Linked DNA regions of Mus musculus: regions 2, 3, 4, 5, 6 and 7 are each linked to region 1. A link is a loop called in an ENCODE intact Hi-C map of the cell type or tissue named here. Cell type or tissue: heart. All regions are shown on one strand.

The links. A loop is a pair of places that touch in the nucleus more often than their neighbours do. Peaks named below come from ENCODE experiments on the same cell type or tissue, not always from the same donor. Only the 100,000 strongest peaks of a DNase experiment are listed, where the experiment ranks them.
Region 2: a loop joins it to region 1, with 19 times the contacts of the local background. A loop is called at or near these places in 5 of 42 quality-filtered maps.
Region 3: a loop joins it to region 1, with 12 times the contacts of the local background. A loop is called at or near these places in 5 of 42 quality-filtered maps.
Region 4: a loop joins it to region 1, with 2.2 times the contacts of the local background. A loop is called at or near these places in 4 of 42 quality-filtered maps.
Region 5: it touches region 1 in a loop (6-fold over the local background); 3 of 42 quality-filtered maps call a loop at or near these places.
Region 6: it touches region 1 in a loop (6-fold over the local background); 18 of 42 quality-filtered maps call a loop at or near these places.
Region 7: a loop joins it to region 1, with 4 times the contacts of the local background. A loop is called at or near these places in 6 of 42 quality-filtered maps.

The regions. Positions count from the first base shown.
Region 1 is chr11:19,758,940-19,762,939 of GRCm38, reverse strand. No RefSeq gene overlaps it. Among named protein-coding and RNA genes, the nearest start is that of Gm39602, 18 kb to the right of the region's middle. In heart, a CTCF peak has its summit at 1,680 (motif pointing right); no DNase peak of the experiment used is centred here; H3K4me3 peaks cover 292 bases; H3K27ac peaks cover 252 bases.
Region 2 is chr11:18,819,872-18,823,871 of GRCm38, reverse strand. It overlaps Gm31674 (a long non-coding RNA gene), which reads right to left. Exons shown (of 4, transcript XR_003949852.1): 4 at 899-974. Among named protein-coding and RNA genes, the nearest start is that of Gm23021, 19 kb to the right of the region's middle. In heart, a CTCF peak has its summit at 2,276 (motif pointing left); no DNase peak of the experiment used is centred here.
Region 3 is chr11:17,850,448-17,854,447 of GRCm38, reverse strand. No RefSeq gene overlaps it. Among named protein-coding and RNA genes, the nearest start is that of Etaa1, 100 kb to the left of the region's middle. In heart, a CTCF peak has its summit at 1,869; no DNase peak of the experiment used is centred here.
Region 4 is chr11:19,599,549-19,603,548 of GRCm38, reverse strand. No RefSeq gene overlaps it. Among named protein-coding and RNA genes, the nearest start is that of Gm39601, 17 kb to the left of the region's middle. In heart, no CTCF peak of the experiment used is centred here; DNase peaks (open chromatin) are centred at 888, 1,828 and 2,158.
Region 5 is chr11:18,009,701-18,013,700 of GRCm38, reverse strand. No RefSeq gene overlaps it. Among named protein-coding and RNA genes, the nearest start is that of Gm31505, 12 kb to the right of the region's middle. In heart, a CTCF peak has its summit at 2,468 (motif pointing left); a DNase peak (open chromatin) is centred at 2,410; H3K4me3 peaks cover 724 bases; H3K27ac peaks cover 876 bases.
Region 6 is chr11:19,022,141-19,026,140 of GRCm38, reverse strand. No RefSeq gene overlaps it. Among named protein-coding and RNA genes, the nearest start is that of Meis1, 5.2 kb to the right of the region's middle. In heart, a CTCF peak has its summit at 1,502 (motif pointing right); no DNase peak of the experiment used is centred here; H3K4me3 peaks cover 425 bases; H3K27ac peaks cover 2,512 bases.
Region 7 is chr11:19,532,152-19,536,151 of GRCm38, reverse strand. No RefSeq gene overlaps it. Among named protein-coding and RNA genes, the nearest start is that of Gm39601, 85 kb to the left of the region's middle. In heart, CTCF peaks have their summits at 749 and 2,178; no DNase peak of the experiment used is centred here.

The DNA.
Region 1 (4,000 bases):
TTCAGGCCTCTGGTTTGCCAGTCTGATAGTTCACCCCTCAGTGGCCAGTGGGGCCTGCTATGATGAGTCTCTAATGGTGGCAAAGGAACCATCCTGTTTAGGCCACCTACATTGTGCAAAAATAGGGAAGAATACTTATTTATATGCATATGATCTTTATATATACTTATATCAAGGTAATCTATATATCTATATATCATCTCTATCATGTCATTTACAACCGCTCTACCTATTCCTATATATACACCATCAGTATCTATATTATCTATACCTATACCTCTTTAGCCTTTACAACAACACACCTAGGAGGGAAGTGGTATGTTAATGTGTTAAAATAAAATGGCAAAAGCTTAGTCCAATGAATTAATCTCTTAAACTTTTTATTGTGTGTATTCTGCATGTCCCTCCCTGAGATAAGCTGGCAGGGATGGGGGTGGGTGGGGGTGAGGGAGGAGAGCTGTGCTGTGGTCCCCGCCCTCACTGAACAGGGAGGAAATCAAACATCTTACTTCGTAACCAGACTATAAAATTATGAGAGGTGTTTATATGTGTTCTGAACAAAAACTGTAAGGGATTATGAAGTTCAAGACACATAAGGAAGGAACATGCCCCTTTCTGCGGGGTCCTCTGAGGGGCCTGTTTGGAGGATCTAACCTCTGAGCAGGCAGTTAAAGGACAGAAAACTTGCTGAAGGTTATAGAGATAATCAGGCAGAATTGAGATTCAAACTCAGGCCCGCCAGAGCCTATTCAGGTTCTATTCGAGTTGTCCCACTATACACATTTGAAACAACACTGAATCCAACCTTGGACTCTCTGCCACTTGCTACGATCTCCCCTGGGGTTATGGACTGAGAGCGGGTGTGAATTGGTGGCGGTGAGCCTGCAGCTTCCCTGTGGTGTGCACATCCCTCCTATTTTCTTCAAGGTTCTGTCTGGACTGCACTGGGGCACTGGCTGTATGGTGTCCACCGTTTCTTCTAATTGGGGAAGAAGCCAATTCCAAATACCTGGGAGAAGTTAAGTAAGGAGCTGAGGCCAGAGCTCAGAAACCTCTCCTACCTAGCCCTGTCCAGCCTCCCTCTCACCACTCTGCTCTGCTCCGTGCTGCCTGCTTCAGTCTAATGCTGTCTTGGAGAATGGCAGTCTGCCCTCAGAACTCCCTGACCTACACAGGGAGCCTTGGGAGGGTTGTTGGACTCCGCCCAGAACATTCCCATGTGTTTCCACCCGGTTGCTGTGCTCTTGGTGAGGTACCCTGCTGGACATGGCCACCCAGAGCTGAAATTTCAGCCAGGCACAGGGATGGGGATGGCCTAGTGTAGAAGCAGAAGCAAGAGATGTGTTGTTTCCCCCCTCTGTCTGCTGGTAGAAGGGCAGGGATTAGAGGTGTTGATGACTCTTTAAAAGTTCCACTGTACCCACTCCAAACCCCAGCCTGAGTGCAAAGGAAACTGCTTTCTTCTGCCTGAATTTTTGCCATCAAGCAGCGTTGCCTCTGCCTCAGTGCTCTCGATGAAATGCAGACCTTCTGGGGAGAAGGCGAGCTACAAAGTGCCGGCCACCTTGGCGTGAAGGAGGTTATTGTATCTTAAGTAGAGGAAAATAGGGATAGCAGCTTCCTTTGGTTCCAATTCTTCAGCATCCCCTTTGCAAAAAGCAACAGTACGTTATAGACACTAGGGGGCGCAAGTAGGCCAACAATGGCGCCTGTTACTTTTTACAGCTCTGAGAAACAAAGTTGGCATTATCGCTGTTTTCTTTTTCTTAAGAATCGGAGTTCTCTGAGATGGTATGAGTGAAAGCATTGGCTGCTTTGCTTCCCAGGACGTCCGTAGCCCTCAGAAAATGCAATGAAGAAATATTCAGAATGAAACATGGAAAGCGGATGGATACCCAAGAGATTTCATCAACGGTCTTCGGCACTGCTCTTGGCTGTTTTTAGTATGACAGTTTGTTAAACGTTTCTGAGAGCTAAAGTTCAAATGGGAACAGTGGAAAGGAACTGATTTGTCAAAATGCCTAGCAGTGCCCCTAATGTCACCAAAGTGGGGATGCAAATGTGCATATTTCTGAGTATAGAGAGTAAGCCCACTTGAAGAAAGGAGAAAAAGAAGTCTCCCTCACAGCCAAACACATATCTTACGTACCGTTCAGATGGCTGTTCTTACTGAATAAATCTTACTTAGCAACCTTCCACCAGAGCAAATAATAAATCACTCCCCAAAGCTCCAGGCATCGGGTTCTATCTGGGCAGTAAAACTCTGCAAATGCCCTGACAGCGTTTTGTGAAATCATAATTGCTTAGGGAAAGTGATTCTGGATATCTTAAAACGTACAGAATTAAAGCGAAGCTGTTCCTTTGAGGAAAATTACCCTAATGCTGCGTGCAGTATTCTTTATGTGAATCCTAGATTATAATCCACAGATCCCCATCGTTTCTGGGAAGAGTATATAACCATGCCTAGGTTTTATAGTCACTCCTGTGACCATCGGGGCAGAGGTGCTTCGTTATTTGTATAGTTAGTTTTAAGTGTGTTTATTTATCAGCATTCTCTGGAGAGCCACACCTCAAAACATGTAGTATCTAGCTATCCTTAAAGAAGGGCTGAGTTCTGGGCCCCCAGTTCATGTGTTAAAGTCTTAACATCTCCCCCTGTACCTCAGAATGTGCTTGCTCTCCATGGCTTGATCAGCTTGTTTTCTTATGGCACCCAGGATCACCAGCCAGGGGAGGCACCACCCACAATAGACCGGGCCCATTCTCATCAGTCACTAATAAAGAAAACACCCTACAGATTTGCCTACAGGCCAATCTTATGGAAGCATTTTCTCAGTTGGAGTCTTTCTTCTCAAATGACTCTAGCTTGTGTCAAGGTGACATAAAACTAGCCAGTACGGGACAGGTCATTAGGATGGCCTTGGGTCCAAAGGGAATGGTGTCTTTATAAGAGGAAAATACCAGTCAGACATAGTGGGACTCTGTGAGGACACAGAGGGAGGTAGTGTTGTCTACAAAGGGAGTTCCAGGATACGCAGAGAAACCCTGTCTCGGAAAACAAAACAGAACAAGGCATGCTTCCGCATACTGAAGCAGAGCTCAGAGTTTGGACCATTTTAAGATGAGTAACTTTTTCTTGGTTATTCAAGGCAGGGTTTCACTGTGTAGCCCTGGCTGTCCCAGAACTCTGTAGACCAAGCTGGCCTCGAACTCACAGAGATCAGTCTGCCTCCATCTCCCGAATGCTGGAATTATTAGGTGTGTGTCACCACTACCCAGCTTACAACCAGTAATTTTAAAGTAGAATTATTCAAGACGAAGTCTTTATAGGAACTACCATTATTGGCCTATTACCCACCCCTATTTGCATTGCACATAAGCTTAGTGGGCTGTGCCTGAGGTGACTTGTCTGCATCAATTTCTCCTTCTTGGGAAGTGGGATGTTGCTAAGTGTGGTCCTTCCTGTCCTAGCCCAGCACATCACAGGCACTCACCTCCAAGCCTTACAGAGGTCAGCGAAGCCACCCGCATCTTTGTCTTGTTTTCACCCACCCAACAGCAGGGCATTGTTCCCCAGCTCAGTGATGGAAGGAGCCCTCATTGCCGCCTTACAAGCTGGAGAAGGTCCAACAGTGTTATATCAAATACCCCAGGGGTGGGTGTGGAGCTAAGTGCCTAACCACATGAAAGCGCCGGCCTCAGCTCTCATTTGAGGAGGTTTTCATGTAGTTTTAATCTGGCTGCCTTCTATCACCAGATTTACTCACTGGATAAGAACTTGAATGAGAAGTCAGGAGGTGGGGGTCAGGCCTAGTCTGAGTCATGGTCACCATCTGGAATCGTGGCTTCTTCCTGTAAATGGTAGGTGCCCTTGCGGTCTTCCTTACAGTGCTAACATCCTCTATGGTAATTGATATTTCAGGCCAGTGGGCAAGGGCTAGGCTTCAATGACTTTGTGAAACATTGCTGCCTTGGCCTGGCAGTCTGGTGCCTAGTGTCA
Region 2 (4,000 bases), 940 kb after region 1:
AAAACATAGAAATACCTTCAACTCACAGATGCCCACGAAACAGCACCAATAGCAGTCAAATAGAAAACGGTCAAAATGATCTAGAGTATTCTGTGAGGCTCAGAATTCTTTATGGGAAACATGAAAAACAGTGAGTGAGTGGTGAGATAAAAAAGAAGACAGGGAAAAAGAAGAGAGGGAGTCAGGCTAAAGAAACGGAAAAAAAAAACAAAAAACAAGGCAAACAGAGAAGGCGAGCATAATGAAAAGAAGAAAAATAGATAAAGACCCTAAATATAGGGGGTTTCTAAAACAAAATTAGATAAATATAAGATAAAATAAGCAACAAAAATGAGACATTTTTTTCTTTTTTTTAAAAGAAAACATATCCCTCCCCAATATAGTATAATAATATAGTATAATACGATAGAAAGAAATGGCAGTGTTAAAAATAGAAAAAAAGATAAAATTTTATTTATTTATTTTAAAAATATTTATCTTTAACTTTTTCCTTTTTTACAGTTCCGTCATTATCCACCTCCAGGTTGGCCCTCCTACAGCTCCTCATCCCATTCCTCCTTTTCATTGTCTCCAAGAGGATATCCCCACCCCACCCATACTCACCCCAACCCCACTCAACCCCACCCCTCTTCACCCCACCAGGCCTCCTCACTCCCTGGGGCCTCAAGTCTTTCAAGGGTTAGGTGCATCTTCTCTCGCTGAGGCCAGACATGGCAGTCTTCTGCTGTATATGTGTCAGGGACCTCCTACCAGCTAGTGTATGCTGCTTGGTTGATGGCTCAGTGTGTGAGAGATCCTGGGGATTAGGCTTAGTTGAGACTGCTGGTATTCCTGTGGGGCCATCCTCCTCCTCAACTTCTTCCAGCCTTTCTCTCATGCAACCACAGGGGTCCCCGACTTCAGTCCATTGGTTGTAAGTATCTGTCTCAGTCAGCTGCTTGTTGTGCCTCTTGGAGGATAGCCATGCTGGGCTCCTGTGTATAAGCATAGCATAGCATCAGTAATAGTGTCAGGCTTTGGAGTCTCCCCTTGAGATGGATCCCAAGTTGGACTGGTCACTAGAATGCCTTTCCTTCAGGCTCTTCTGCATTTTTGTCCCTGAAGTTCTTTTAGACAGGAATAATTGTGGGTCAGAGTTTTTGACTGTAGGACGGCAACCCCATCCCTCCACTTGATGCTTTATTTTTCTGCTGTAGGTAGACTGTACAAGTTCCCTCTCCCCACTGTTGAGAATTTCATCTAAGTTTCTCCCTTTGAGTTCTGAGGGACTCTCAACTCCCAGGTCTCATCACCTCCCACCACCTGAGGTTGTTTATTTCTATTCATTCTGCTGGCCCTTGGGGATTCCGGGTTCCCCCAATACCTGATCATGTTCCCCTTTTCTCTCTCCTTTCCCTCTCCCACCCAGGCCCTTCCTTCCCTTTGCTTCCCTCCTCCCATGCCTTGATTGCTTTCTTCTTTCTCCTAAGTGAGATTGAAGCATCTTCACTTGGGCCTTTGACTTGTTAACCTTCTTGAGTTCTGCGGATTGTGTCCTGGGTTTTCTGTACCTTTTTTTTTTTTTTTTTTTTTTTTTTTGCTAATGTTCACTTATTCATGAATACATACCATGCCTGTCCTTTGGGATCTGAGTTACCTCACTCAGGATGATATTTTCTAGTTCCATCCATTTGCCTGCAAAACTCAGGATGTTCTTGTTCTTAATAGCTGAGTAGTATTCCATTGTGTAAATGAACCACACTTTCTGTATTCATTCTTCCGTTGTCAGACATCTGGATTGTTTTTAGATTCTGGCTATCCCAACTAAGGCAACTATGAACATAGAGGCCAGAAAGGTGAATCAAAGTTTAAAGGTTTCTGTTGCTAAACCTGATGACCTAATGAACTATGACCTTCAATACATGGGTACACACATACACACACACACACTAAAATTAGCATAAATGAAATTAAATGAACGTATAGAGAATAAAAAAGATAAAAGCATCAGCTCCTTTAAATATAATAACAAGAAAATATTATATAGAGAAAATATAAAGAATAAGAGAAGATATCCATGGAATGAGAAAAAGGCAGAAGTGGGTGGAGTAGTTTCTCCTGAGACCTTGAGAATTGAAGACCCTTAATTATATGTATGAGGTGGATAGTGCCAGCTGAACTTTTTTGTCTTCCCTATGGTTGTTGATGGTGTTGAGCATGTATTGGAAAAGTATCCAATGTCCTCCAGATCTATCTTCACTTCTGTTGCTTCTTTTCTTTGCATACCAGGGGCCTCTGCTGGCCACACTTAGCTTTGCAGTCTGTGTCCTGGACAGGCTCTTACACCCTTACAGTGCTTCCTCCCTCCATGATCTCTATCCAAGAACACTGTAACTACTTGCTTTCTTCTAAGTATCCTGGGAGTGGGGACAACAACCACAGCTCCGTGTGGAGGACTTGGACTTTCCAAATTCCACAAGTACTTTTCCTCCTGGAGGAATGAAACTGTAAAACCAAGCAGTTCTTAAAGTACCAGGGCTTTATAGTGGACAGCAGTGAAGACAGGTGGCTTCAAGCCTGAACCACTCATTGACCCCAGGCTCAGGGCTACCAAGTTCCAGAGTTATTCTCAGCAGAAAAGTTGTATCTCCCAGGGATGCCCCTCCCTCTCTTTCTCTTCGACCTCTCCCTTCATCCCTCCCCTCCTTCTCCCCTTCCCTCTCCCTCCACAAAGTAGTAGGCATCTTAATATGTTTTAGATAGATTTTCTCCCCTGAAGCCTTTCTCACCACTCACTTTCCTTCCTATCACACATTTCCATCACTCACTCCAGTCTCCTGCCTGCTTTCATATTTTTGCATCTCTCAACCAGGACCTATGACATCTTAAATTCAAGTTTCTTGGTTTATGTCTTCATTTACCGAACCAAGAGGATCTCAGTTTTAAGCCATAGATTTTTGCTCATGACAGTGCCTGGCCCCTCACAGCCCCAGATTGTACAGGGCAACAAAATGAGATTCCTTTCCATTGCTTAACTCTTTTCCAGAGGAGTCAGTGACCATCAAAACTTGCAATAGGGTTTGTGACCTGTCTAGCTTGTTTTGCACCTAGGACTCGGTCACTTCTTGCCAGAGCTACCTGGCATACCTTTCTGATGATCCTTCTGTTTTTCTTGCCACACCAAGGAGCTCCACATCTGGACCTGTGCTCAGTCTGTCTAGATCCTCGGTGAGTATATCCATTGTTTCCCAGGGTCTTTTTGGCTGTCTGTAAGCACCAGCAAACATTTCCAAAGCTCTTCTTTGTCTCTTTGGAATAGAATGTATTCCTACTACCTGGCCCAGATTTTCCCTAGTCAGGTTACAGAGAGGCAGCTTCTACCTAGAAATTTGGCTTATTCATTTGCATGTATACTTTATATAAAAACAAGCATGTTGTAATCTGCCTACAGTAAAACCTGTTGGATACACTGGTGAGTTGGTTAGGTATAGCCACTCATGGTTATCCGTGTGATCACATCACAGTACAAAGACCATTTCTAGTATCAGAGATTTCATGATTCCCCCTTCTAGTCACCCATCTCAGCTTTATCATCAACATAACACTGACCTCTGGCACCCAAAACCAAAGACCAGTTTTGTCTGTCTTTACACTTCGTAAGACTGGGAACACACTGTGTGCATATCCATCACATCATTATATATAGCTTCTGTTTTTGAATCAGGATGATAACCTGAAACTTTATGTTTATTGTGCAACAGTAATGTGTGCATCTGAGAGGCAGTGATTTTATAGATCATTTACTCATCAGGACTCAGGCACAGATATGAGCTATGTTTCTGAATGAGAAGCTCAGGATCCCAGGCTAAAGTGCTGTGGGCTGAGACTACATTGCAGATGACCATCCGGCTTTCTCCTGCTTTAGGGTCAAAGTTGTGATTAGTTCCAGTGTGGGTTTTTTTTTTTTCCTGTCTCTGTGTATCAACAGGAAGCCCTGCGCTTGACAACATCTAGGCCATCA
Region 3 (4,000 bases), 1.9 Mb after region 1:
AAAACTGTTTGGAAAAAGAGAAACACAATCACTAATTAGAATCTGTTTCTTCTTCTGAACGAGCTGTTGAACTGTTAAGTTTTTTCTTCAAGTTGCTGTTTTTAAAAGCTGCTTTCAAAAGGAACAGTAAACACAGTTCATATCCCTTTCAATAGGTGTAAAGAGAGCCTGTGAATTTCCACTAAGACAATGATAATGACACCAGACAGGCACCCAGGCCATTCTGAGTGCCAATTACTTAACAGCCATTGATTTGTAGAAGCCTACTGGGAGAGGCAGAAATTATATCTTCTTTGCAAAGAAGAAGTTGGAGTCAGCAAGGTCAGGGACTTACCCAAGTTCACCTTCATTGAGCAAGAGAAAGGGCTGAAGGGCCAAGCCCCAAGTGGTCCTCCATGTGGCACTCTATGTGGAAAAACCATTGTTTTCTGAGTCATATCGAAGTTCTGAGCCTCTTACAAGTCCTCTGCCCCACTACTAGTAATTCAACAAAGATACTTGGAAAATGTGATTTTAAAACGTTGAATTCTCCAGTAAATTAAATTCAAACTCCGTTTTATCCATTCCCCCCTGCCCCCCACCTCCTGAAACTTGTAGAAAGTAACTCTGTAAGGAATTGGGATCCAGCTCTTTGAACTTTAACTACTCCCAGGACCATGATCAGCAGGACAAAGGGGAAAAAACATGCTCAGCAAAGGAAGAAAATTGGTCAGTTTTCTCTAGGCCTGCTAGCTTTCCTTAGTATTCAAGGAAGGCAGGTTCTATATACACAGAAAAGTGAGGGCATTGTTTTGAAACTGTTTCAAGTCTAGCAGTTGAAACCCGGAGATCTCTGTTACCAAAGATAATGTAGGTGCGACTAATACTTTCCGAGGTACCTGGGCTTTATGCATGAATTGAGCATGCTCTGATGGCTTGGACTCAATCCCTGTGACCAGCAACAGTCAACAAAAGACAAAGGGAAGCAATTTAACCAAGGTTAACCCATGGAATCCTTTGCTTGGCAACGAGACGATTCCTTTGTTGGATTGGTCATTCTGCCATTAGCTTTTCTGTAAACCCCTTCAGTCTGGCTGTGACCTTGTAACTGACCTCTCCTCTCACCACGGCCTTCACAAGTAACTCATCCGAAGGCTTAATGGGAGGCAGAAAAATCTAGAGCCCTCCTCAGGAGCTCCAAAAACGTAGTTCCACCAGACTCACTCCATTTGCAACGTGATGGTCCCAGGGGCATCCTTGTTTTTCTAAAATATTTTCCTTTTATTTATATAAACTTGAAAATGTTTACAACAATTCCCAAACCTGTTTCATGATTTTCCCTGGATTGCCACACTGAAAACATTTTCCATACACCTTCAAAGACTGGACTAAAAAAAAAATTTTTTTTTTATCTTAATTTGACTTTTCTTTCACATTACTAGGGAGTGGAACCAGTTTCCATAATTAGAGGAGGCATATTGACCCATCAATTACTCTGACTGTTGGTTCCATTAATGTGCATGTGAAAGGTGTTTTTCAAACTGCACCAAGTAAATGTGAGAATTTTTATCAGAGGCAAAATATTTACTACGTGACTAGTTATTGGATGAATTTTTAAAATAAAATAAAAGTTTCTTTTAAAAAATCTCCTTTTCAATTTTCAACTATCCACATACCCCAAAGGGGGAAAAAAATCAAAAGTCAAAAAAAAAATCATACTTTAATGGATTTTTTTTTGGATTTAACAAAGGTACTTGATCTTTCCAAAAATTTTCAAACATTCATACAATCTCCCAAAACAATTCTTATGATATATGTATATATTTGCATTTACACATGCATGCATGCGAGTGAACACACCTTCAGCTCGAGCAGCAACAGCGACCTCTAGTGTGTCTTTCTAACCTGCTCACTTTACGGCTTTTATTCCCCGTCTCTTTAACCTCCAGGAGACTGCTTAAGCTTTAATTTCCAGTTCACATTTGATCTAATTTCTGTATTGACTAAACCGAGAACGTGATCTTTGGGAGATCTTTTTTGGTTCTAATAAAGTAATAAAGCAGTTATGGCTTTATTAATTAGTGTCATGACAGTACCCAAAGTTGTACCTGCACAATGCCCCCCAACGGTGGGCTTTATTTGCACGATAAACTCACCTGGGGCCGAGGAACTCTTCCTGTTCTAAGCACAAGCATCCACTCTCCAGCATGCATGCTTGCTTTAGGAAGGTTCACGTCTCCTTGATGCTCTCCAGTGGGCCTCTTTATTAAAATTAAGCGAGAAAAGGGACTGAAGAACGGCTCAGCTGTTAAGCACACTCGCTATCCCTTCAAAGGGCCTGAGTCTGATTCCCATCACCCACGTGCTGGCTCACAACCTCTGTAACTCTAGTTCTAAGGAACCTGAATGACCTCTCTTGATCTCCGTGGGACCAGGCACACACATACTAAACAGCCACATAAACAGGGAAAATATGCACACGAGACAAAAAAATACATTTGTTAAAATTAAGGGAAAATTGAAGACTCTGTCTAAGGGCCAAGACATTTTTTTTTTTAATGTTTTAGGGGTTTACCCTAGCTAGATGTACACTGCTGTAAGGAGAGTCTACAGGAACAAAGTTGTATGATGTTGACAGTTTGTATCAGCAATTCTACTCCAGGTTTCTCTTTTCAGTGTATAACAGCAATCTAATTTTCTATGGGCTCGGTCTTGGGACACAGGGCTTGGATGACCATAGTAAAATAGTCCATAGGCTTTTCCACGTCCCTCCTTTTTTTTTTTTTTTTTTTTTGAGCAAGTATTTCCTGTCTCCTTTTAGACAGAGTTCAAAGTAAAACATCCCCTCTCATCCGGTCAGACTGCATCGGATTCCCATTGGCCTTGTCTGTTTGTGGTCTGTCTGACAGAGGCAAGCTGAAAGGGGTTTTCTGTCTGCCCTATGGCAAACACTTTTAGGATGTGTGGGAAAGAGGCAGAAAAGATTTTTTTTTTAAAGTAAATGTTTCCTGTAAGTGAGGAAGATTTTCAAATTGTAGCTGCTAGAAAAGATCCTGCAGGACAGATAGGGAGATGTGAAAGGCCGAACATGACTGTCTCCTGGGATGGAGCTGGGCTTACTGGCAAGCAAGAAGCTGCATGTGGAAAACATGCTCCAATCTGTGTAAGTAAGCATGGCAGAAAAATGAGCATCATTTCAGGGTAAAAAAATAAACAAAACCTGTTGAATCAGAGCCCTGGGGAATCAGGCAGAAAGATGGATGTAGGTATGTGGTTATAGGCATGAGTAAATCTGCTTGCAATGCAGCAGCTGTGAAATACATAATAGACATTGTGTACTTACATTTTCTTGTACTTTATTGTGTATGTCTCTCTTGCCATTGTCTTATTGCCCATGAGAGTGTGTGTCTCAGTGGCAATTCTGAGATGACACCTATCAAAAGAGAGAAGAAAGAACAGAATCAGAAAATTGGTGAACCCCATAGGAGACCATTAATTAGGGTTGCATTTAGGTCAATAAAATATTTCAGAGTTAGGCCCATGGAGTTCTGCTTGATCAACCTGCTCATTTGCAAATGAATAAGGCCTGCCTGGAGTGTCCAGTGTCCTGGAGCAGAGCTGATATTCAGCTGGGGTACATAGCATATGTTCTAATTCGGTTAGTGTGATGGTTGCGTGGTCTGTGATTCTTGGCTGCTTTTGAATATCGATCCAATGTTTGGTCATCAAGTCACTAGTTTGTGCTCATCATCTGTTTTCTGAGTTCCCAGACCAATTATCACATCCAAAATCTGTAATTTGGCACCAAAATACTCTTCTGCCTCCTTTCTTTCTGCCTTTCTGCCATTGCCTGCTTCCTGCCTGCCTGCTTTCTTCTTTCTTCTCTTTTTGAGACAGTTTCTCACTATATATAGCCCAGTCTGGCCAAGAACTTACTCTCCAGACAAGGATGGTCTCCATTTCACAGAGATCCACCTGCCTCTGCCTCTGCCTCCCTAGTACTGAGATTTATGGTATGAAC
Region 4 (4,000 bases), 160 kb after region 1:
AGTTAGAATGGGGAGGAGCCTGGGTTGGAAGACCTGGGGTTGCTTCACAAATAAATGAGGTAAGAATGGTAAGAAGCAGAGAGCAACCAGCAAAACCAGTGGTAAGCTAGGGAATGCTGTTGCCTGCTTGTGGGGTGTACTGTGGATTCTTCAGTGGGTGCTCAGCTGCTGTCTTTATCTCTGGCCATAGGGCAAGCAGTCTAATTAATACAAGAACTTGCCCAGAGTGATGAAAGTCTCCGTGGGTCCTATCTCTGAGTCTATCTCAAACCATCTATGTAGTTTGAGGGAAGTGTACCTTTCTCCTGGCTTCTGATATCTCATCTCACTCTATCTCCCAAGGGTGTTTCCAGAGCCCTGGCATGTTTGTTTTGAAAGACGAAAGCCATTTTACCAGTGTAAATCATTACCTTCTGCATTCAGACTAGTTCTTTTTAAGCTTGCACCTTTTCTATTTCACCGTACATTTTGATTAGAGCTATTTTGCAGGCCATGAAAATGAATAATGAGTTTATTCGAGTTACTAGAACTGTGAAGATAGGGTCTAGAACTGATCTATACTTAACTAACTTTATCCAGGGTCGGTTCATCTAAATCGGGAGCATGGATTATTCCTAGGCTACAATATTCCCTGCCCCTCCTCTTCCTTTCCCATACTCATTCCTGTTCTCTCTTTTCATACTTGACTTGGACACCTCAGTTAGTATGCAAGGAAAATAGAATTAAAGGGAACTTAGAGTCACTTTTTATTATTGCTGGACAATTTGTTATAAAAGCTGAGAATGCAAGGCCAGAACACTGCTGCGGCTATGAAGGGCCCTGCAGGACAGCTGCTCACCATCACACTTCATGATCACTAGCATGAGCAGAAATTATCATTGTGCGATGGCTGCGCATGCAGATAGGCTAGTGGGGAGTTTTGATTGGTGGGATAGGAAATGACCTTTCATGGTACACTCACATGCACACGCCTATCACCTACCAGCAGTGCCAGCACAACAGACCCTTATACGACAAAACCAGGTTCATTCCCTGACTCTTGAGAATCTTGATTTGCGATTCTTATTGGACTGGACTCAAGATTTCAGAGTTTTGGCTTCTTTGTCTTTTTTCCCTTAGGATGTAGTCTTTGGAGAAAGTACAGAGGTTTATTTAAAGTGCTTATTTCAACTACAGCTTATCCAGGCATAGACTACTGAGGGCATAATAACTAGGTTTCCTTTACCAAGACTGTCACAATTGAGGAAATCCTTGAGTGGACACGTCTCCATAGCAATTGTTCAAATACAGAAACTTCCTGGTGAAATCCCTCCCGCTAAGGCAAGGAGCTCTTAACTGCCCCCATCTGTTTTCCTGGGGACCCCTTGATCCCCCCATTCCTCACAGCCATCTCTTATCTTCTGTTCTGGAAAGGAAGGAAACTGATCTTGGGGAGGCGTGTTCTTGCGCATCCCATCCCCCACCCACTCTAATATGACTCTATGTAGATATTAGGGGACCTGTTTTTGGTTCTGTCACTTGGAATTTCTCCATTAATGGAGTCTCTGAAGACATCTTAGGAATGAATAATATCTTTCATCTCATTGGAATATGTATGGGATTCCCATCAAACCTGTCCTCGTGTGACTCCGAGTAGACAGGCGGCGAGGTTTCCTCTTTCAAGTCTCTGTCAAGAATAAACACTTAGTTCTCAGTAGTGCCAGATGAAAACCTGATAGTGGACGCTTTGCTCTGAAAGCAGAATGTGGCCCAGCTGTTCTGTGGTTTATGAATTTTTTAGCAAGGCTGGGGTTGGCAGCGAAGCCAGCGTTGGCTGAGTTGGGGCGTACGCTGGGGGTTTGATTACTTCAAGCAGGGGACGGAGAAACTTGGCGGTGCTTTCTGGGTTTCCCCGGGGAGGTTTTGTTCAAAGCCAAGCTCAGAAAATGGAAAATAAAAGAAGCCAACTGAGTTCAGAAGCTTGAGGCTAGACCAGTCCCATACCAAGCCTGTTCTATACCCGCTGAGAATTAGACCAATCGCAGCAGCAATAGTACTGTAAATTCTGTGGACTCAGAGTTGATCTGAGGCCAGTTCAAGACTGGGCTCCTGTTGTGTCTGGCTGCTCTGAACCTGTCCTCAAAGGGCAGTCCCTCTGGGGCCCTGCTTGGCAGAGGTGATTTTCTATGTGAGTCCTCATTGATTTTGCTTGGACCCAGTGGGAAATGACAGTTGACAGAAAGTAGCATTACCCAGAACGTCTTTAGCTCAAGCATTTTCTTCTCTCCACATCACCTCCTTCCCATGCTTCTGAGGGCCAGAGGTTGACTCTCTAAACATTGTTTCAATTTCTTCAGTCTAGTGGTTTCCCATTGGGGCAAAGGAAAAATACTCCCCCCCCCCCCCCCCCGACTCCCTGCTAGAGGCCAGAGGACACTTTCTGGTGCAGGGGAGCCAGGTTAGGAGTTTGGAATCTATAGAAATTCATTCCTTCAGGGATTCTGGCCCTGGGGAGCCAGAGAGATAGCTCAGTGGTTAGGCGTACTTGTTGCTCTTACCAAAGACCTGGGTTCAATTCCCATCACTCTTATGGTGAGTGATTCACAGTCACCCATAACTCCAGTGACCTTTGAGGGCACCAAGCATGCATGCATGTATATATACACATGCAGAAGAAATGCTAAACCAAAAAATAGGATATATAAACTTAAGAACAAAATTAAATTAAAAAAAAAATCTAAGCCCTTTTCCTCAGTCTAAAAATTTTAAAAATAAAATACCTTTCCCTTAATCTAGTGGTAAAGAGGGGAATGAAATGACCCCTTTGATTTTGTAGATATTGCAAATGGGCCACCCCATTAGATGACTGCCACTGAGTCTACCTGACTCAGCACCAGAGGTCTCCATTGTGATCTAGAATTCATTACAAAGTAAATGAATTAGGATATCAGGCTCAGATGGTGACTTTAAATCCACCCAGGTATATCCGAAGGTCAGCTTTGGTTACCGTGCTCTGGCACGTTGGTCTACACCTCTCCTATAAGTTAGGAATTACAGTCATTTTGTGCAGGGAGGTATAGGTGCCAGTTCTCAGCTCGAGTGGCTCTATGGCCTAGGTGGTCAGGAGAGCCTTGCTGAGGGGCTAATGTTTGAACTCAGCTATGAAGGAGTGAGGGGCAGTGTTGGAGGGGAAGAAGACTGGGGCATCGAGGCGAGGCTAGCTTCCGAAGGTCAGTGCATAGCAGAGGGAGGGAAGGCATAATGCCTGCTGTCTAGGTCTGATTTCACTGCCTTGGATACAATCACAGCCTTCCTTTTAGCTCTTCTTCAGTGGGGAGAAACTCCCATTTGGTTAAAAATAACCTGAATCTCATGATTATTTAGTGAATTGGCAGGAAATTAGACCTAAGTTTTAGTTTAATTAATCCAAGTAAGGTTTCACAGGTTCTGGCATTATAGCATTTATAAAGGCAAGACCAGAAATTGAGAAAGGGGGGAAATAGTGGTGTGGGTGGGGAAAGGGGCCTGTGGCCTCATATTTGTTTGTCTTTGACCTGTGCGTGAAAGAAGCCTGGGGCAGGAGCCCACGGCCAGGTCACAGTTATGCTTCTGAAGGTGGCCAGTGGCACCAAGGTGATCCAAATGCCATTGCTTTGTCCTATGCCTAATTAGGTAAGCAGGGCACTTGCAAGGAGATTATTTCATTTATTAGGTTGGAATGAAACCTGTGGGGATTGGGAAGATGTGATCTTAAATTAACATACTTCCCGAAGCACCTGCGATGTGGTGTTATCAGAATTCATTAAACAGCCTGAAATCGCAACACTGTCAGGCTGGCTTTACCAGATGCCCGAGAGCCAGCGAGCCAGCCTTATGTCTCCAAACACTGGAGCTGTGTCTGTCTCCGAGCTCCCCACATCCTGATGGATCTCACTGTGGAGCCTTTGAAGCTTCTGTGGATGCCGTGCGAAACTCTATGGGGATGCATATGAACAAGTAAACCAGTGTTGCTCAAATGTTA
Region 5 (4,000 bases), 1.7 Mb after region 1:
AAAATTAAATTAAAATTAACAGGATGATTAAAAACCTTCTAGTTTTGGTGTTACAAATGTCATCAAGACAATATTTTGGTAGGCATACATTGTTCCACGTTTTAAATCATTGCCTTAGAAAAGATCTCCCTCAGATGCACACTTCTTTAATAAGTGAACATAATTCTGTTCCAAAAATAAATGGAAAATAAAACACTGTGAAACCCTCGCTGTTGATTAAAGTGAACACGTACCCAATTCATGTGCACTTCTATTGTCATCACTAAAAAAATTTTCATTTTTGCTCTGGTGTGCCTGAGTGTGCTTTTCTTCAAGGTAAACATGCAGAGATGATGAAGTTAGTCCAGACTGTCTCACTCTGCCTTAGGTATCAATGACATTTCAATCTAGAAAAATGGTACTTTTGATGAGAGTGTTTACATTTATAACACTTTCAGAGAATATTACAAATAGTCAAATAAGTGGAAACAGAGCTTGCCTATTAAGAGGGCCGTGCTTTCAGTTAAATCTGAATGGTGCTTCTATTAGCTAATAGTCCCAGATGATTTCATGGTGCTGATGTAGAATATGATGAAGTGGATAAATTAGACGATGTATTTTTATCTAGCACAGCTTTGGAATTTGAACAAGGAATTCACATTTTTCAACTGTGCTGGCTATCTGCTCAGGAAGCTTGCCGAGAGAAAAAACACCTCTACCATGTCAGCCTCACAGCATCTTTTAAGTGAGCATTGTTCGGGGGTGTCTCACTACAGAGCACTAACTTTGAAAATTCAGGCTGCAGTCGTGGTTCTGATTTTTTAATTCAGTTCACAGTGATGTAAATTTGTTTTTAGCCATTCTTTATTTTGAGAAAAATATATATAATTAAAATTTCTATTTTTTTTTTCAGCCAACTTTATCAAGAGTTCATCTGGTCTGCTTAACTTGATTTGTTTTCAGGAAACACTGCCCGATTCAGTCCAAGTGTGCATGAATTAGTGAACACTTTCTTGGATTTTAGATTGCTAAAGTGCATTTCTCATTTGCTCTAGTCAAATTTATTATTGCTCTTCAGTAGCAGAGCATCCTTTGTTTCCCAACTCTATTCCTTTCAGTGAAACCTATTTCCTTTGTGGAATTGAGAAAACAAAAGGTGAGCATTCTCAAGGAAATACTGGATAGGACAGTCTAACAAAGTGCACTGTACCATATTGGCAGTGAAAAGCCTTGCTTATTTAGTAGTCGGCTAGTTTGGTGGTTAAATAATGCTCTTATTTTGGCATTTATTGTATATTTGTTCTAAATAAACATAATTTATGAATATTTTAACACATGCGTACTCAGTGGGGTGGGTTCTCACACTGATATAAATAGAATTAATGAGCAGTCAGCTGCCACATACCATGACATATGACCCGGCAGCAAGAGCTCAGAAGTGGTTCTCATGGCTTCAGAAAACTTTGCCCTTAGTTTAACTTCTTGAAACTACGTCTTATTCTCCCCTCATCGTGACAGAATCCAGGTTTTGCTAGAAGAGTCTAGTCAGATGTTGAGACAACCATTTGTCTTGCCTTCTTTAAAGCAAAACAAAAACACATGGAGGGCTTAGCTCCACTCAGCTCAACTTTGGGACTAGAGTCACAGAAAGATGAATATTTTATATATTTCTACATGAATTGTCTCTTATTCCCATTTTTGTGACAATTAACATGATTATGCCAGTTGCTACAGATCTTTACAAAGAAAAAAGAAAACTTCCAAGTGTTTCTACATTTTAAAACAGATCTGACAGCCCCTTGAGTGGGGAAAACAGGAAAACAGAGAACACATCATTTTAGCCAGTTACCTACTCTCCTTGAAAACAAAGCAACAAGCTGTTCAGCAAGCCTAAGAAGATTTTATTTTTTAAGGAATAAGCCCAGCAGTAGAAAGCCACCCCATCAAGGAGTAGGCGTGGAAATTAACACTGGGATGCAGAATCTTCAAATTAACAGGATTTAATTTGACAAAGAATTATTGTTGTGAAGATGCAAAGTAGAATTTAAGAGTCACCTTTCTTCGATTTTTTACGGCTTTATTATAGGCAAAGCAGAAAAATAAGGCGAGCATGTGCACCGTGATGCCCAGATGATCTGGCAGGACCGCAGTCTTGGCAAGAGACTCGGGCTGTGCTGTTTATGCACACAGATGGAGGGCGCAGCCTTTATTCCTCTTCTCATTCCAAAGGGGATGTTTGAGGCCCCTCTACTCCCACCCCCACATTTGCAAACACACACTCTCTCTAAACGAAAGCTGTGTCCTAAAAGGGCAAGTCCGGTATGCTTTAAGGAAGTGAGAAAAAAACAGGACACCATTCATTCTCCTGACCACCTCTTAGAGGAGGACTTCTCACTGACTGAGGAGGCTGGGGCCGGATGAGTTTCCCCAGAGTTGCTCCCCTGGGGAATCCCCTTTCCACTGCAAAGTAAATGGGCACCACCTAGTGCTCTTTCCAGGCAAAGGCTGTGAGTCTTGGTCTGGATACAAGTGGGCGCTTGGGATCGCTGGCCTTTACAAAGGTAAAATAAAAGGAGGCAGCTGTCTTCAAACCTTTTACCTTCTAAGGATGGGTCGAGAGGGAGGGGCAGTAAGGAGGAGGAGGAGAGAAGGAGACGTAAGGGGGAGGGGGAAGAATAAGAGTCTTAATGAAAGCAATGCTTCCAAATAAGGAATTTTCTTAGGGCTGGTCTTTGTTAATAGTTTCCTCTTATCTTTTTTTTTTTCAGTTCCCCCCCCCCCGCCCACCCTTGTTTATTTAAAGACAGGGCTTCACTTCCTAGCTCTGGTTGACCTGGAATTTCTTAAATAGATGAGAACTCTCAGAGATCCCCCTGCTTCTGCCTCTACCTTAGCGTGCTAGGATTAAAGGTATGCACCACCAAGCCTAGCTTCCCTGATCTTCTGCTTTTAAAATCATCCCAAATCTGAGAAATAAAGTCTTTATTTCCCCATATGCTAATTTCCCCCTCACCTTGCTCTGTTTCTCTTATGGTTAAGCAGAGAACATTTCTAAAACTCATTCACTATAAAACAAAGGAGGTTCTAGTAGCAATGTGCCCTTGGCAGCCAAAATCCATTCTAACAAGGAGTCTCTCTGGAGTTTTCCTAACACAACAAATCGCACTTATGAAAAATGATGCGTAGCACAGACTCTTTCGAAGCACAATAAGATCAAGTTAACCACTCATGCCTCTAGGAAAAAGATCTAAGAGGCTTTATCCGATTGGCAAAATGGACCTGGATATCAGCTCAAGGATTGAGGACACTTTGATAAAATTTCAAAGCAATGAAGTCCGATTATCTGAATGATTGCTTAACCCCTTTAAAATATAACTTGGGGAAGAACAAGATTTTTTTTTTTGAACTCATGGTCTGTCAGAGAATAGAAAGAGCTACTTTATACTGTTTGCTTTTTCTATAGCGTTTTGCTTAGAAATATTCTTAGCACTACTGCTTTTACAGAGTAATGATAATCATTTCTTTGTTGCTAAAAGTAGGTAATTCTTCAATAAAATAGAAATCTTACTGTACAGCAATGTGGGAAGAAATCCTGGGGAAAATACCACAGAGAATCAAAGAGACCGATGCCTACTGCTGCTCTGGAGCCAGTGACTGGGGCATTAAAAAAAAAAAAATCAGACAGAAAACAGGTTGTACAGAGGTGAATTAACATGACTAAAGCTTCTCTTGATGAAAAACCAAGAATCTATGCAGAGAAACCTGGAAGAGGGTAAAGAAAATGCAGTCCAAGTTTCCAAACACTTTCTACTGACTAGATAGAACAAAATTACTTTGACAGGTTTTCATACCTTCACTTTAACGTAAAAATTTTACAAGTCCAAAATGTTCCTATCTTTAGCCATTTTGCCGTAATTTAGGATATTAGACAAATGATTTACTTGACATGTTTTTGAAATTACAGAAGAAGAAAATTCGAGAAAAGGAGGGGAAAAGTCCTCCATCGAATTCTTCGTGTCAC
Region 6 (4,000 bases), 740 kb after region 1:
TCCAGTTGCTTTCAAAGGTAAATGTTTGCAACTGCTGGCTGCGTCTGCACCAGCCAGTTCTCTTCCAGCACTTGGTAATTCCATTACCAGTGTGGACTATATCAGGCTTGAATTCACTTGTGATTATTTTCTGGGAAAAAAAATTCTAAGTTTTCCAGCTATTGCAAGTAGGATTTTTGTTTATTTTTAAAACTTGAGTTAAGTCGTTCATAAAATAGTAGCCATTTACTACCTGTGAGCTCAATTAAAGCTACCCCAGGTTTCAGACTCCCATGCAAGTCGTATCCATGCTTACTGTGTAGTCAGTGGCAGTCTGGATTCTCTGATAACCCTGATATTTAAAACCACTCTGACAGGGTGTCACTTCAAAACACACATTTGAAAAGCATTGCTAAAATACATTTACGTATCAATAAAATGTCTTACTCTCCCTCTTCCCTATTGTATATTCTTTAAAAGTAAATTTTGCTTTTTAAGTTATCGCTGGTAAGTTGGCATACACTCCTGGCTTGATTTCAGCAAAGCAGATCTACAGTTTGAAGAGTCCTTGCACCAAGGTTTTGTGGCTCTTTGACCAAGACCAACTCAATTTCTTCATTGTTGGAAAGGGTATCGAGCTTTTTAAATCACAAAATTATTTCTATATGGCCATATATTGAAGTATATTTCTATTACTTCAGAAACTAAATCAATGTCAGAGGTCAAAGTTGTTTTTTTTTTTTTCTATTCCAAAGCTTCCATAATGCTAGGGCTCCATGCATAGTTTTAAATCAAACAAAAACACATATAGTATTTTCAATATTTCAGAGAACAGAGACTGCCTCTGCTGTAAGAAGTGTCTAACTTTTATAAGACTTGCACCTCCCTGCTCTTCCTCCCCAGTAGCACTAAATATATGCTTCAGGAATCACTAAAGGAGTGTGCACAAAAATTTTCTCATAGCCAGTTTCATCTCTGATCTTCTAAAAGTGGCTTTCTTGGTTGCCAGATAATATTATATTTGGGTGCCAAGCGCTGATGTGCGCATCCTCCACTGTCCAGGTAGGTGTTACCTTTTAGCTCATCTCTCAAGCTAGTACACACTCAGAGTCAAGCAATCGCCTAGAGTGTCTTCTCAGAGAGGTTGAGCCTGTCACACCTTTTATGGCTTTTTCCACAGTGATCGTAAAAGAGGGTGGGTAGGAAGTGAGAATCCAGTATTTGAAATAATTAGTCTCGTGCTTTAACCAAGTAGCTTGGATGCATCTTTTGGGTTGAAAAACATAATTTGAGTATAATACCTTTACAGTGAGTCCCAAGACCTGTGGGTCTTTCTTGTCTGTTACTAGTATCAACTCTCATCCTACCCACCCCACCCCCAACACACACACACACACACACACACACACACACACACACACACACCTCTCCCCACCCCCACCTTCACTAAATACTGGACAGTGAAAAGTTTAAAGTAAACAAGGCTGCAGTTTTTCTATTGTCCAGTAGACGGCACAAAAGATCAAGCGTTTAAATAATGAACAATCCAGAGAGGTTTGGTTCTATTTTGATGCCAGTGGCCTGTTCTTTTAGAAAAGGCAGGCAGACAGCACTGGATCCACCGGTGAAGCAGAGAGAAAAAAAAAAAAAACAAAATTAACTTTGCAAAACTTTGAGATGGAGTCATACGAAAATATTTTTGTGTATCTGCTCAACAGATGCATTTCCTTCAGAAAATACATTAATGGTTATAAATGGAGAGACGTGTTATTATTGCAGGTTTTAGTAACTAAAAGCTACCTGTAGGGAAATTAAATAATTGAGAGATTTAAAGTTTTGAAAAAAATGAGGCACCTCAATTTTACTTAGTTTCTAGTGGGTAAAGTCTTTGCAACTTGGGCCTTCAAAATTTCATGTTAGAATTTGTATTATACTTCTATGTTCTTTAATATATTCAACACAAAGCTGAGGCTCAGACACTGACCATTGTGTTTTAAATGAAAATGTGTACACATGCATATGTAGTGTGCTGTAAAGGAGAGAAATGCTTTTGAAGTTTTGTGTGCAGTTTTGGGAGTGCTTTGGGTGCTAAAGCCACCAGGAGATAATAGTTAGGGCCTCTTTAGGGCAATCTATAGCTTTGCCTAATACTTATATTTTTTAAAAATCTCCATTTCTTTCCACTCTGCAGACCCTGTCGAGGTTTGGAGGAAGGCAAAGTGTAGGCTAATAACTCATTTCCCAGTTAATTTTATTAAGAATTTATAGCACTGTTTAGAAAGTTTTAAGACAACCATAAATTTTATTAGGAATATTTTATTAAACCCTCTATTTAATTAATAAAAGACCTCTATAAGTTCTGAAAATGTCAGAGCTGGTAATTATGTTAACCAGTGTAGTTTTCTCCTCTCTAGAGACCAAAGCATTTTAATGATTTGAAATAGAAAAGTAGTAAGGAAAGCAACCAGGCTCCCAACATTTATTTTTCCTGGACTTTTGTTAGGCAGCCAGTAGATAGTGAGTCAGGCATTTTCCCTGTGATGGTCAGAGAGCCGAATCTGACCTCTCATTGACTTGTGAACTGGACCCAGACAGTCTTTGTTTTTTGAAGCAAAATGTGGTAAACAATTCTCCCAGCCTTGTGGCCCGGATTGCTTTGGGACACTTGATTAACGTCCTTCCTAATCCTGCGCTTTAAAGCCTCTTTCCTATCACCTAACCAGGTTTCCCGCTGTAATAGCCATCTAAATAGTTTATTTCAGTTTCCTCACAGTCATCCATTAGCTTTAAATTCCTGGTAGTGTTCTCCTATCACACAAAGACTCTTATCGCCAGCATTCCTCCATTATCTCTACCAGATTTCAAATCCATTTTCTTTAAACTACCCTCATTTCTGTTTTTTTAAATGCAAATGTTAATGTGGGGGGGTATTTGGAGGGCAGAGAACTGATAATGTTTTTCTTGAAGTACAAATTCCAAGCCCCCACACTCCAGGAGAACCTCAAGAGCAACCACAACATTTTAACAGGCATCTTAAACTGAGGTGACAGATGATAAACACTTATCATTTTGTGAACACAGCTGCCAAACTCCATTGATTAACAGGACTTTATTTGTGTTGGGCTGGCAAACACACATACACACACACACACACACACACACACACACACACACACACACATTTTACCTTCAGAGGTGCCTCTTTAATTTTGAGAAATTTAGGTCTGACTCATCAGTGGGAACTTTTGAAACAAAAACCTAGTTCAGGATGTGAACTCTGCAGAGAGTTCCTCACAGGAGAACAAAAAGTTACAGGAATGTCTCTGAGACTACCAACAGCCAAGATGAACACTGCTTGCTTTAGAGGCCTCCCAACAGGGTAGGTGATAAACAATAGGGACCAGGAGCTCAGGCTGCCTCTTTCTTATCCCTGCATTCTATCTTTGGGAAGATACTGTGAGCCATGAAAGGAAAACAGAAAGGAGAAGGACTGCATCTTGAAGAGCAGCAACAGCGGCTAGAACACTAGTGTTCTGCAAAAGCCGGAATGCTACTGTCTTTTTAAAGGAAACATCTGAAATAAACTTAGGGTCAGGCACATCCAGAACAGCACACATACCACAGTAATTTATGTCACAGTAACTTTCTGAGATGCCGTGAACTGCCTCTGCACCTTTCCTTTTACTAGATGATTGATTAATTGCTGCCTTGCTAGAAGGGTTTTTTTTTGTTTTGTTTTTTGTTTTTTTGGGGTTTTTTTTTTTGGCTACTATCTTACAATTCTGTACATCTGTCATTTCTCTCAGCAAGCCCCAACTGTAATAACTGTTTGCTAATTGTAAAATCCTTATCCAGAATGAGGTTTGAGCAAACAATTCATACTACTGTAATTACATTGTAAAAGTGTTTTAGTTGCTCAATTGTTCAGAAGTAATCTATGAAGGCCTGCAAGTAGCACTAGGTTCAGGTACACATTCTTAAGTGGAAAGTTTTCAAAACCAAGAGAGCTTTATTTTAAACT
Region 7 (4,000 bases), 230 kb after region 1:
GGGTGGTAGGTCTGTGAACACGGAATACCTAGCATGGTACTCAGCGTTAGTCTCAGGCCGGGCTCTTGAGTTTCTCTTTCTAATGGCTTTACATGCTTCTATTTACTGTGCCCATTCACTCATTCATTTACTCACTCACCCACATCCATCCATCCATCCATCCATCCATCCATCCATCCATCCATCCATCCAAGGAGAGGCACTGGGGTTTTGGACCCAAAGGTCTAAGATCTATTGCTGGTTTTTCTTACTGGATACTTTGGAGAAATTACATAACCTTGAAATTAAAAACAAAAAAAAGGTTGAGAAACCTGCTTTTTAATTTCTTTGGAATTTGTGGGATATGGTGGGCTCAGGACAATCTTGGGTGTTGGTCCTCAATTTCCACATCATTTGAGACAGGGTCTCTCTTGTTTACTGCTGCAAATACTGGGTGGCTGGCCTGAGTTCCCAGGCATTTCCCTACTTCTGCCTCCAATCTCTGGTAGAGACAGGGTTACAAATTCATGCTGCTCCATCTGGCTTTTACATTTGTGTTAGGGATCTGACTTCAACTCCCTAGGCTTGTGAGACAAGCATCTTACCCACGGAGCCTCCTCTACAGTCCTGTGGGATTTCTAATGGTATAAAACAAGTCTCTTCTTAACATCACTGACATTTTGGGAGAGCTACTTGTCATGGGAGAGTCCTGTGTAGCAACATTGTGAGCTCTTCCATCAATGCTTGTAGCACCCCCTATCCTTCAGTGTGACAACTACATAGTGTATCCAGACAGTGACCAATGGGGAGGAAGGAGGACCTTAGAAATGGACTGTAGTTGGCACAGTAGTTGTCAGAGGTTTCACAAAAAGATAAAAAGCAATGTTCATGCTTTGAGAGGCATGGTGGCTGGTCAGAGGTCAGCCAAGCCAGTCTGGTCACAAAGGAGCCTTTAGCCCTGGGCTCCTAAGCCCACATTCTTGAGCCCTGGGCTCCTAAGTTTGTGCCTTGGGGCTCCCTTTTGAAATTGCTTCCAATATTTTAAGGAAGTGCTTTCAACTGTAGGATTTTGGATTTTTTAATGCTTTCTTTAAAAAAAAACACTGAAGTAAAACATTATTAAATATTAAACAATTCCCTTTTAGCCTCAAGATAAGTGTTCTTTTATGGCTGATTTTTTTATTATGGTAAAATCTACACAACATAACATTTGCCATTGTAACCATTTTTTTTTCCCTTCAGTGGCATTGGTATTGCATAACCATTAACACTGCCCATCTCCAGAACTTTTCACGGGCTCCAGTGAGAACCCTCAGCAATAACCAAATCTCCATTCCTCTGTCATAGTCCCCAGTGACACAACTGCACTTTGTCTGCATGCAAGTGGCTGTTCTCAGAAGCTCAGGCCAATGGGCTCTGACTGTATTCGTCTTTCTGGGTTTGATTTCAAGTCCCTTGCTGTGTTGGTTCTTATTTTTAAGATCCTCGTCTGAAGCTGAGGGTGTTATTTCTCACTCACTGCTGACAGTTGTTGTCTTCTTTGCTTCCTTTCCCCCATGATCTCTTTGTGGGGTGGGGTGTATGGTTAAAGTCAGAAAGTATGGGGGCTTGATGTCTCAGACTGGCAGAGGGAAAGTCCCTCCTCTGCTTTCTGCGTCCCCTCTAGGGCAGATGGAGGCTGTGTTCACCTAAGCTCTGAGTCGAACTGTCCCCCTTTATGGTTCTCTCAACCATCGCAGCCCCAAGCAAGTCCCTTCCTGCCAGAAGAAGATGGTGGAGTGATTGATTGATGGGCTTAGATATTCCTTGGGGCTCTTAATTTCTTTCTTCTTCTTCTTTTTTTTAATTGTGGTTTTCTATCATCTCATGCATGGTCTCCAAGGTCTTTTGTGGCGGAAGTCTCTTAAATATTTAAAGCAAATACATAAATGGAGGATTGTCTTTGGAACACCTGGCAGATTTATTTAGGTTTGAAGGATCTAAGTAGTTGAGATTTTTAGTGTCCCAAGAACCTGCAAATGCAGGTATCAAACATCTGTCAAAGTCGTCAGAATATCTGAGGACTTTGTTTCTAGTCTGTGTATCCCAGCAAGCTGGTCCTCACCCTTAGAACTGGGTGGCAGACCTTCCTCCCTCTGTGGCCCTTACTGCTTAGGGCAGGTTATATGCTGGCGGCTCTCATTAAGCCACAGGGAGGCAGTCTCAGCCCTGCTACTCATGGGTGAAATGTGCATATCCTGGCCCCAGGAAGAAGTGTTTGCAAGTCACAGGTGCCAGTAGTACAGGAACATTTGGTGCATGTAGTCTGCTCTGTGTGGTGGAGATGGGGCACATTGCCAGCTGGAAGAGTCAACAGACACCTTCCATCAGCCAAGGCTGTGGCTTTCATTCAGGGGTCATAAATGCTCCCAACCCTCAAGTCTTGAAAAAGAAAACTACAAGATTCCTGTGGCTCTCTCAGAAATCTAGATAAGGACTTCACACTTGCTAACATGCATGCCTTTCCACAGGTATATCCACATTGTAAAATCACACATAGAACTCAAGACTCAGCATCAGTGAGACTCAGCCCTAGTAGCCTACACCATCTCGCACAGAGCTTTGACAATACTACCCATAGATCCTGATCTACTTGGTTCAGAATGGGAGAACTTGGGCTAAATGGTTTCAATGGGTCATGACAGATGAGTTAATTTTTCTATTGCTGCGATAAGACACCATGATCAAGCCCAAAGAATGGAAGAAGTTTATTTGGACTCATGATCACAGAGGGCTAACAGTGTATCATGGAAGGGAGGCATGACAGCAGGCAGACATGGCAGCAGGAAGCTGAGACCTCACAAGGTAACAAATACATCAACTAGGAACTACGTGTTCAAATACCTGAGCTTATGGGTAGATGGGTGGATGTTCTTATTTAAACCATCTTACCTGGGCTCTGGAACCTCCTGTCTGAGGTTCTTGTTATACACTTTTATCTCATCCCAGAACCCCTTTGCCACAGACTTCTAAATCCGACATCACTGCCCTTACTTCAGGCAGGCTGGGGCCTGAGGCGCAGAGGCACAGAAGAAGTTAAATCATCCTCCTAAGGTCACCAGCTGGTAAGTGGTAGGCCCACGATGATCTCATGCTGCAGCTGCTGGACCGGGGAAGGATGATGACGTCGTTAGCTAGGTGACCCTCAGGTGAAGTATCTCCGTTCTCCTCAGATGTGGCTGCCAGGATCTCCTCTTATTCCCACCTAGGAAATGGGTGTCAAAGATGCTGAGACAGGATAGCAGAATGTTGGCTGTAGCCTCAAAGGTCCAGTGCTCTGCAGGGGCTGTACCTGTAAGCAGCCATAGCCGAATGAAAAATATCCATAGTCACTTCTGTGTCTATACAGAATGACGTCAAAAGGAAGATTTAAGGAATGGTGGAAGGCTTCGGATGAAGCCAACATGGAGTGACTTAGGAGGCTGTGGGACTCAGCCATTTTCTGCCAGCTCTTCCTTAGCTCACCAGTGGTTGCTTCTGAAGGCATCAGGCCAGGCCATGGGATCCACTTGTCTTTGGGGATCAGTGTACATCCCCAGTTGTTTTGCAAGCCATCGGGCTTAGCAGAATGCCAAGCATTTTTCCTATGGAAATATTCTGTGTGGTTCTGATTACTGCTCTCTCCTCTGCTGTCTTCCCAGGCTGCTTTTCATTTCCTGCTGTTGGCCTGCCTCTTTCTTCCTTGGCCCAGGTCAGTCTCCTTTTGTTCACTTAAGACGCTTTTCCAGGTGGCCCCAATTCTCTTGCTCTGCCCCATCTCTTCTTGGGGCTCTCTTCTCCAAGACCCCTGTTCAGTACTCCCTTTGCCTGTGGAGTCTGTGTGAATTGTCACGCCAAATGCTACTTTGTTTGAACCCTTAGCCATGACAGGAGGGCCAAGGGTCCTGAATAATACAGTCAGCTTCTGCCTTTAAGGGAGCTTTTGGTGGCAGTCATTCGTCTTGTTACTTTATTCTGCTGTTGATATGATTTGGGTTTGGAT